2 separate regions of the Homo sapiens genome follow, and region 1 is linked to region 2. A link is a contact called in ENCODE Hi-C or POLR2A ChIA-PET data. All regions are on one chromosome and are shown on one strand. Each heading gives the region's core, a stretch centred on a gene start or an enhancer-like site at or near the end of the contact. The rest is flanking DNA. Distances are from core to core; before and after follow the strand shown. Region 1 overlaps PBX1 (PBX homeobox 1). Region 2 overlaps PBX1 (PBX homeobox 1).

Region 1 (5,375 bases), core at 2,713-5,212, 37 kb before region 2:
TTCCCTCCTAGGCTATAGAGTTGGTCAGTTCCCTTGGTCTAGTCTTCTAGGAACAGGAAATTCAATCCCAGACAAAGTGCTGAATGAGACTAAAAGGGAAAATGTACCCTGACTGACATCAGAGTTTCTCCAATTTGACCTGGATGTACCATGATGTAGCTTCATTCCTCAAGGTAAAAAATGCTTATGTTTATTGAATGAATGAGTGAATGAATGAATAAGCAAATGAATAAATGAATGCATGAATAAGCCATTGAATGATCTGACCTCATTTGTACTTTTAAGGGCTTTCACTTGGGAGCTGGGGAAAAACATTGGATTGCATATGAAATCACATTACTGGGATATTTTTTGCTTCTTCAATCATCGTGGGCTGAAATAAAATGCTTTTCTGGTCTCAGGTTTGTTATGGTGCTAGGTTTAAAGGCCCTATAAGAAGGAAAGGCACTTACTTACTCTGTTTCCCAATAGTTTTGTCATGAAGGAAAGTGAGGCTGTTAGCTTCCATCTATCTACTCTATCTCTGCTGCCTTCAAACACTATACAGTCTGGTCTGCCACATTCAGACCCCTCGATTTTCCTTGGTACCTTTACCCCTCAGTTTTGGGGCTGTTCACTAGTTCCTGGTCATAGCACCAGAAGGTACCCAAAGACAACCAACTGGGGGGCACATCTGGGTATGTTTTCATCCCTTTGAAATTCAAATTCAGCTGGTAAAATAGAAGAATTAAAACTGTGTATAATTAACATGAGTTTTCAAAGATATGCATATGAATTTTAATTATTACCCTCAGTTCCCAGCCTTACAATTCCACATGTGGCAACATCTTACTAATATATACTTTAAGTGGAAGGAGGTCTCTCAGAAATAGTTAAGAAAAAATTAAAATTATGGCATGTGGCCAAGTATTACTAAGTATCCCCGTGGTATCCAAATGTCTGAAATATGTTCATTTAAATAGGAGGCTATTTTTGTCCTAATGATTTATATACTATTTATTTACTTGGTAAATGTTCCTTTTTCCCCCTTACCTAACATGGGAGAAAAGAAAAAACAAAAACACCTATGTTACAGTTTTACAATGATAAAAGCTTCATCTCTATTTTTCTATTACTATAATGATTACAAAGCAAGATTAATGAGTTTTTTTTGTGTCATAAATTGATGTTAACGGCATGTTACCTTTGTAGAGATAATGCTGACACTTATTTCCATTTTCACCAAACCTTTTGAATAAGAAAAATCCACAGGGGTATCTATTTACATCAAAGACTGGCTGGAGTAAATTCATTCCCATAACCCACATTTTAAAACAATTAAATATAGTGGCCAGGTGCAGTGGCTCACACCTATAATCCCAGTACTTTGTGAGGCTGAGGCAGGAGGATCACTTGAGGTCAGGAGTTTGAGACCAGCCTGGCCAACATGGTGAAACCCCATCTCTACTGAAAACACAAAAATTAGCTGGGCATGGTGGTGCAAACCTGTAATCCCGGCTACTTAGGAGGCTGAGGCACAAGAATCGCTTGAACCCAGGAGGCAGAGGTTGCAGTGAGCTGAGATCACACCACTGCACTCCAGCCTGGGTGACAGAGCGAGACTCTGCCTCAAAAAAAAAGAAAACAAACAAACAAACAAAAAAGGTTTACCCTAAAGAATAATGCTTTCTGCTATCACAAATATCCAAGGAATTCAAAGGGAAAAGTTTGTGTAACGAGAGCACTTCTTCCTTCCCATTTGGGTTTCAAGATATAATTTGAACACTGGGGTTGGCTAGAAAGAATAGAAGTTACTAACTCTAATGAAAGAGTTTTCTGGAGGGATGATCTACAATTTAGTCTGGTGTCCCTTGAGCTAACAATGAATCAAAGATCATAAATGTAGAATTCTAGAGCTGTTGAGCTGAAAGAGAGCTTTCAGTTTGCTTATCTAATAAACTTTACAGATGAAGCAACAACACAGAGGTGAAGTGACTCCTTAAAAGAAAAGTCACAAGAAGGACCTAAGTTTCCCAATTTCAAGTTGCTTCCACCTTCCTCCAGGTTGTCCTTGGAGGTTCCAATACCACATCTAGTAGGGAGGGCAATTACAACAATGAGAATCCAGTTACAACAATGTTATGTTGCTACATGCACAGCTATCCCACAAACAATACTATGTTGCTACATGCATGGCTATCCTACAAACAGGTATATATACTTTTTTTAAACAGGGATTCTTTTAGTATAGAAACACAGGGACTCTTTAAGGATAGGAGGAGTGAAAGAAATTTTACAAAATTCATAATAAGAATGATCCTACTGCTGAGGATAATTATGTCTGCAATATCATCACCATATAAATTCACACACTTACTGCTGATTTGAATCTTATTCTCAGAGAATATACATCAGCCGGAAAGTTTGAAAAACTTTTTCCAAAAAGAAAGACTTAAGGATATTTTTGGATCTTAAAGACAGTATAATTGTGGATAAGCATTTAAAGTAGTAATTCTCATCAGATACTTTATAGCTGGTACACTAGATGTGGCTATTGGTCATTAAAATGAATTTTTAATTTAGTAGCATCTTTTCTTCCCCTCCCTGATTTATTCATTCAACGAACATGTTTTGAGCAACTAGAACATGCATTTTTAGGACCATACACATGGGCAGAAGTGAAAGACACAGAGGTAATTTCTGCGCATGTATGTACAGTGCAAAGAAAATGTGTGTCTGTGATAAAGTAGAGAGAAGAGGGGGAGAAGGACTAAGAAGAAGAAAGACACGAAGGAGGAGCTGGGCTTGAGACTCAGTGTGATTTGGATAGTGGGGTGGGATGGAGAGGTGATGTGGGAATGAAAGGACATTTGTGTAGATGGCATACATGAGTAAATGTAAGGGGAAAAATGGGTAATGAGGTAAAGATGAGCTGGCCATACTGAATGGCATCCAGAGTTTATTTTGATGACAGGAGGATGAGGTAGAAGGACAGGAAGGCTGGGCCCAGATGTAAGAGACCCTGAATGTCGTACTCAGGGTTTGAGCTTGCTTGGGTAGGCAATAGATTTCTGAGCAACGAATGACAAAATTCAGAGGGTGTGTGGGAGAGAGGAGGAATTAAAGACAGCAACAGTGATTAGGAAGTTATGGCAATAGTCTAGTTAATGAACTATTTCTAGAACTAGGATGGTGGCAGTGAGAATGGATAGGAAAGAATGTGATAGCTAAGTGATCTTTAAGTATGTCTGATTGACAGAGAAGTGGAGTAATCTCCCTCCATTACTTAGAGCCACTCTAAGCTTAGTAAGTATTGCCCATTGTCACATGAGAACACAAAGTACTTAAGGAGGTATAATTTAACTCTCACCATGGCTAAGGAAGGGGGTCTTTAGGCCTTGCATAACACTATATCCATCTCAAAAGCACACCTTTCCATCAGAAGAGAAAAAAAAGTGACAAATGTGTCCTAACCTATCCTCACTAGGAACTACCTACTGAGAAAACTGCTCACATCAGAGGAGAAAAAAGGTCAAATCAGAAAGTTATCACTTACAAAATTTCATACTGCATTCATGTGGAATAATTTATGCTTTGCCAATCCCTTTCCGACTTATTTTCTCATTTGCCCTAAGCCAGTCCTTGAAGTAAGTATAAAGGGTGGGAATTACTGTCCCCATTTTCTAGAAGAGAGATTCAATATTTGCCCACGGGCACATGAGTTACTAGGACTAGCAGCTCCCAACTCCCTTTATAATACTCCTACCACCGCACCTTGCAATTCTACTGCTGTGTGGTCAGTTAAAGGCAAATGGTCTGAACTTTACAGGGCTTAAAATAGATGCTGCTTGGATAAGATATGGGTGCTGTGAAAGCCCAGCCAGGGGAGCAGATAAACGCTGCCCAGAAAATGTCCTCCACCGAATCAAACACAATCCAGAGCCCAGCTGGGAATTCCACTGCAGCTTTGGGGTTAGGAACTGTTTATTTTCATTTCTTGGCTCAAAGCTTTCATTCCTGTCCTTGTCTCTTCTTGTCTCCCCTCCTCTCTCTCTCCTGCTGGCAGTCATTGTCCTGCTCTATACACACATGTCTTAGCATCGAATACCACCATCTAAAAATACATCTCACTATAACAAGCTTAGCCTCCTGCAGGTGGCACAATTTAAAACTGATATCAAAAGAACATATCACGATCAGCCTTTGATTCATTTACCCTGCATATTAAAGACCCAGAAATAAAATAACCACAGTTCATGGAAAAAAAAATTAATGCAAAGTGAGAGACTCTTTCAAGTGGCATTTTCAGGCCCAGTTTTTGTGGTGGGCTTATGTCATCAGACATAATTGTCTGCACATGTTTGGTTACACTATTTCAGAAATTATTCCCAGCCCACCAGATGATGTCAGAGGGGTCAGTGTTGACCCCCCCCCCCACCCCCCAGAGTCTGACTGCTGCTCTCTCTCTTCTATGCTGCCCAATTAGGAAAGAAAGACGCCAAATAACAGCAGTGTCAGCCCCATTTCCTGCCCAGTCATGTGGACTTCCTTCAGTTCCTTTTGAGTATGGCCAGGTTCTTGTCCCTACACTCTTGTGCTTTCCTCATGTTCTTCTCTTCTGCTTATGCACAGAGCAAAGCTTTCTCTGGAAAAACTTATATCCCAAAAAGATTCAGGAAATACATAAATGCATGTGTGTATAAACCTGCACTCAGACAAAATCCAAACAACTTCATTCATTTGGAATTCTTTTGGAGAATACACTTTCCCACAATGGCTTCTTGTATTTTTCCAAGCAGTCTTCCCAGTAAGTCAGCCATCAATGCAGTACTAATAGTTAATGTAGTTAGAACAAGCACAAGATGGGAAGAATCTCTCTGTCCTAAAAATCCTTCCAAGAAAGTAAAATGATTGTCTAGAATATGTTTAACAGGGTTAACTTTGACTTCTCTCCTTCCATTCCAGAGAAGACTTGATAAATATTGTGTAAACTCAAGAGGAGATTCTGCCTGAAAAAGGTAGAAAATAAAGACTCCCTAATGTAAGTGGCCTTAAAAGTCATCAAGACAATCAAAATCTGCTGCCTGACTTCCTTCTGCAACATCCTTACCAAGCAGCTAGCCAAGCCATGTTTGAATTTTCCAATGATGGGGAACACTTAAGGGCAGCCAACCCCTTCTTTGGAGGACTCTTACTGTGAGAAAGGTCCATCAGATGTTGAAGTGAAACCTGTTTCTCTGAATCCACTACTTAGTAGTCCTATCCTATCCTAACCCCTTTAGATCATTCATGATGAATCTAATAGTGTTAGCATGCCTTACACTACTATGTAACCCCCAAATTTTCTCTTTTATGAGGTAAGAATTCCTAATGTGTTCAATCATTCCTCATCTGAT
Region 2 (5,104 bases), core at 656-3,155:
CTAATATTAACCTCTGAGAATATTTCCTCTTTCCAACCCCTCTCAGTTTCATGCCTCTGCTCCATCTTTTTAAAACACCATCTTTTTAAAATAGTCAATGGGAAGCACAAACAATTTCACACAAACTCTACACACCTCCTAATTAATACATTTCTTGGCCTTCAAATCTAACTGGTTTTAAATAAAATAAGAAAGGAAATTGTCAAGGCTGGCAAAGAACACTGAAAGGATAAACTGCAAGCCCCTACCCGCCATGGAAGTTTCAGGAGGGTTGCAAAGCTTAAAGCATAAAGCATACTGCCTCTTTTCTTTCAGGTATGAAGGATACATTTAATTGGGCGCAGTGGTGGTGGGTTGGCTGGGGCAAGAAAGTGTTAGTATTTCGCTTAGCTTTCACATCATTTTGTGAATCCTGCAAATAAATACTCCCTAAAAAGAAATTTGAATTCACTATGAGTTAATAGACTTAGTTTCTAAATGTGGCCAATTAGAAATTGATAAGATAGATACAATGCACCACGGCATAAATATTGCTTGCATTTACACTTAGAGTTCAAGACACATAAATAGGTCCCCAATCAGAGTTCTGAAGAAAACAAAAGAATGAAAAGAAAAGGGCGGGGGGGGGAGGGCGGCGGGTAGAAAAACCAACAACAGTCATTTCCAAATTACACCCTTTAAATTATACTCAAATTATGAAAATAGAAAATGATTGTGCAAAAACCCAAAAAAAATTTTTTTAAGGAACAATATGAACAAGGGAAAACCTTAAAAGAAAACCATCTTGCACTATTTTGCATAGAAAATTCAGTTCTGGTGGATTTGGGCTGTGTCTGTAATGCTTGGAGGGGACAGGGATGGACCAATAAACAACCTTGCATGCTCATATTTGTAGCCAGCGCAAGGAGAATCCAAATATACCACTATTAAGAATGGGTGTTGGGATTCACTGATACACAAACTGTTCAGCTCGGCGGTTAAAAAAAAAAAAAAACACCAACATTAAATAAATAAATGAAAAGGGTGATATGTCTAAGCAGAACTGATGCTACCTATTTATTGCTGGAAGCCAGTACTCTGGTGAGTAGGAGACAAAATGATTATTTAAAAGCTCCTTTTTATCTCTGCAGCACCATGCAAGACTCAAATGAACCTTTCGCCAGGACACCAGAGATGTTAACACTCATCCTCCAAGATCCAATTTCAACCAGCGGAGCTGTTACCTAATCCAGCAACCATCACATATGATCAGGTTCCTGCTTCCCTGATGGGTGCCCTGCGCTCTCTCCCTCCCCCTCATCTCTTCCCTCCCCACCCCAGCAGCTTTTTTCTGAAATAGGTTTTAAAGGGCCAAATCCCTTGTTTGTCCTCATGCATATAGGGTTTTAATGGCCAGGCAGGCCCGGACGCGTCCACTACCCGAAAAATGTCATTGATTGCAGTGGATATGCAATCTGCAGAGGGGTTGCGCCCATGAAGATATTTAACCCATTTGGTAATCATTCTTACAGAAAGAGTTTCCTTCCCACAAATCCACCCAATTATGGAAGAGACCAGTTGAGACAGGTAGGTGATTTATACAGGAATTGTCACAAGTCCTTTAAAAAGCTTCTGATGTCACATGTACCTTGCTGCCATCGCTTGCCCTGGGGTTAATTCTTTGGTAAAAGTCCTAAGATAAAGGGACTGTCACAGCATTGTGGGAGCTGCTCTCACCACTTGTCTCCTGCTGTTCTTTCTTTCTTTTTCTTCACACAAGGAGAAAAACAAACCAAACCCAAAGGCATAGTCAAGATCATCCTTGGCGGGAGGGCCGTGTGGCGGGTTGTTTTGTCCTTGGCTGAGTGACGTGGGTCCGGAGCAGCTCCAGCCAATGCCCACTAGAGGGCACTCTTTCTTCACCAAGGACTGGTTCTCCAGGCGGGCGGACAGTCAAGTGTCCAGGTTCATGCTGGGGGAATGCCTCTGCTCAGATTCAAACTTCCACAGGTGGGGGCAGGTTGGGAGGGGAGGAGGGCAGATCTACAGGGAGGGTGGTCTTCAGATTTGGACAACAGTCCAGGGGCCCAAAGCTGAGCTGAGAGAGAGAAACAGATAAAGAACAAGACAGAAAGCAGAGGCAGGTGGTCTGGGGAAAGGCACAAGGTAGCCTCCCAACGGTGTGTGCAAAAAGGCAGGCTCTCTCTGGCTGATCTCTTTGTTTGATTTGTAGGCACAAACCTCCATGCAGAGTGTTCTATTGCCCAGGAGCTCAGTCTTTACCACATCCTACCAGAAGAGTTAGAAAAGAGAGACCAGCTCTCCCCGCCTCATTCCCAAGTCAGCTATGCAGTTTTAGGAAAAGAGCAAAATGCTTGCTTCCTGAGAGCATCAGAGTTATACCTTTTATTTGTTCATAAAGTACTTGCACGCACTGAATTACATCACCTTACAAAACATGAAGTAATGTTCCAAACTTACATAGCAGATAACCGAAGATTATAAAGGCAAAGCACATTTCCCCAAAATCAAAGCAAATGAGACACAGCCGACACTGAACTCTAGATCTTTAACTCTCAGACACTTCAGTCCTCTACAATATTGGAGTTCTGAATCCTTTTCACAACAGGCAGCTACATGGATGTGATATCTATTCTGTGCGTGTGTGTGTGTGCGCGCGCACACACACACACACACACACACACACACACACACACACAGTCTCTTCTGATGCCCAAGGCACACCGATACTCTGGCCAAGAAGAAAACAATCAGATAGTAATGGAAAGAAGGAAGTTTTTTCTATTGATTTCCTAATTTCTTTTAATTTCTCTAAATCTGGTCCTTTCCCATTACCTCTTTCCACCATCATGGTTAGAGCCACTGTATTGGGTGATAGAATGCCCTCTTCTTTCTCAGCCACAGAAATCCACTTACTACAGTCCTATTTCATTTTAAATCTCAGCTCAAAATCCTTCATGAAATCTGCCCTGACGAGAAGAGCCGAAAATGATCTCTAAGCCTCTGAGGCACCAGGGCACGTACTGCCTAGACCACAGCCATGGGGCATCTCAGGACATGCCAGGGCACACCTACCATCTTGCCAGCAAGACTGTGAACTCCTGAAAGGCGGTTCCCCACACAACCTCACAGGGCCCCTGACACTAAATGTCTGTTCCAATATTTCTTAAGAGCAATATAATAAAGAATCAAGGAGGGAAGATACGGGCTGGTGAGATCCAAGGATCTGTGCCTCAGCTTCCTGTTCTCAGCCAGGCAGCCAATTCCCTGTATGTGCTCTCTTTCCCCCTGCATTCCAGTTACAAGTTGTACCAGAGCCAGCATGCTGTTGGGTAGAAGGCTGTTCTCTCTGCCACCTCTTCCATATCCACTTCAAAAAACTGTCAAATCTGCCTTATCAAATCTGACAATTCTAAACAAGCAAAACTACACTGGCATTAAGCCAGAGCTTCCTGGACCCAGCCTGGTATGACCCCAGGAAGCCAACATTACCGGTGACAAAGGCTCTGGGTGCTGGGAAAGGCCTGGTTCCTGACTGGTACCTGGGGAAGAAGCACTCTGTGAGGGCTGACAGGGCCTGGCAGCCAAGGGGCCACATAGAGGTTGTCTCCACAAACAGGCCCTCTGAGGAACGCTCAGTGCAATCAAACAAATTACTGCTCAAGTACCTCCAAGGTGACAGGAATGAGCTGGATCCTGGGACCTTGGATGACCCAGATATGGGCTCCGACTTCAAGAAGCCCATGGTTTACGCTCCTCCAGTCCCTCGGACACAGGACACCAACTGCTTTGAGGCTTGTGGGTACATGAGATTGCCAGGGTGGGTGGATAACAACTGAAAATCTGAAGATTTGTGTGCATCCAACTGATGCACATACACTTCTTCCTCTGATTTTGTTTACTTCCTATAAGCACAATATATCCACAGCCCGGAACCTCCTCAAGTTGAAAAATAACTATGCTCTAATTTGATTCTTCTCAACCAAAGGTGGGACCCAAATCTTCTGTTAGTGTCTTGAAACTCAGGGCAGCAGGTCCTCGTGTTCTTCACTCCTTATTCTCAATCTCTCTGTTTGATGTGAAATGCCTTTTTTAATGGTGATTTTTAAAGAGTTATTCATCAAACAAATAGAAATGACTGATGATTCTGTTTTCTAAATTTTACAAGTCAGCATTACTGATAGGTGTCAGTCAGCGCTTCTGATTATACAGGGAAAGCAGTTACCACCCGAGTTGACACCTTCCAGCCCCAAGTGGAGACCCTGGATGCTGCAGTAGGCCTGGAGCGGCCTCTTCAGATGAGAAGCTGTAGTTTAAGAAATCTCCAAATGTTGAAAGCCACCCTTGTTCCCCCGGGTTGTCTCTCAGCCCTCTAGAATCTCAGAGACACCGAGGTGGGACTTAATCTAGGTCCAGGGTTTCTTAAAGTGGGGGATTTGTATTGAAGGTAAGATATTATTGTTTTTAAGCCATTCCAACTGTTTTTCTTGGTTTGCCAAGCAGGTAGGCCAAGTTCAGGGATTTGAAGGATTTAGTAAATGAACCAAGTTCAGGGATTTGAAGGATTTAGTCAAACAAAGGCAAGAATTTGCGGCCCTCAAATGTTTCAGCCCAGGAATATTTATTGAGCATTTACTATGGTGCCAGGCACCGTGCTGACTTTCCAAATAAACGTGGTCCTGCGAGGAGCTCTTAGATTCACTCGTTTTTCACATTTAGCCAACAGCCACAATGTGTAAAACTTTGTGTGAGGTTTTAGGGCAAGAGATGAAAACAAAATTATATGACACTCTTGAGACAGTTTTAGGTTTTTGTTTGTTTGTTTATGTTTTGTGGTTGTCTTTAGAGAAACACACCAAGTTTTTCTTGTCATCTTTTTCCCTGGGTTAGGTTTTGGCGGTTCTGGTCACGTGCATTTTCTACTTCTCAGGGGATGCATGGGCATGGATCCCATTCACACGTTCCCCACTTGGCACGCTGCGCCTCCCTGGGCCAGCTGGCAGGGAGAAAGCTAATGTGCTGGGCGATAGGCCCCTGCCTTTCTGGATGGGTGCCGGCTGCCTGGGCGAGGGGCTTTGGTCCTTAATAGCTCAAGTCTGGACTG

The links. A loop is a pair of places that touch in the nucleus more often than their neighbours do. ChIA-PET counts read pairs that join two places held with the same protein, here RNA polymerase II (POLR2A).
Region 1: a map of heart right ventricle shows a loop between it and region 2 (2.0-fold over the local background). The contact joins two enhancer-like sites. A Hi-C loop is called at or near these places in 3 of 168 maps with a recorded cell type or tissue (HCT116, IMR-90 and heart right ventricle). POLR2A ChIA-PET finds 5 or more read pairs at or near these places in 3 of 52 experiments (A549, AG04450 and OCI-LY7).

What each region holds. Positions count from the first base shown.
Region 1 is chr1:164,822,658-164,828,032 of GRCh38, reverse strand. The region is part of intron 8 of PBX1 (PBX homeobox 1); the gene reads right to left. Among named protein-coding and RNA genes, the nearest start is that of PBX1-AS1, 51 kb to the right of the region's middle. Within about 2 kb of position 3,962, at least 5 of the 41 ENCODE cell types and tissues checked have a DNase peak (open chromatin) inside an H3K27ac peak, as active enhancers do.
Region 2 is chr1:164,784,277-164,789,380 of GRCh38, reverse strand. All of the region lies in intron 2 of PBX1 (PBX homeobox 1), which reads right to left. Among named protein-coding and RNA genes, the nearest start is that of PBX1-AS1, 12 kb to the right of the region's middle. Within about 2 kb of position 1,905, at least 14 of the 41 ENCODE cell types and tissues checked have a DNase peak (open chromatin) inside an H3K27ac peak, as active enhancers do.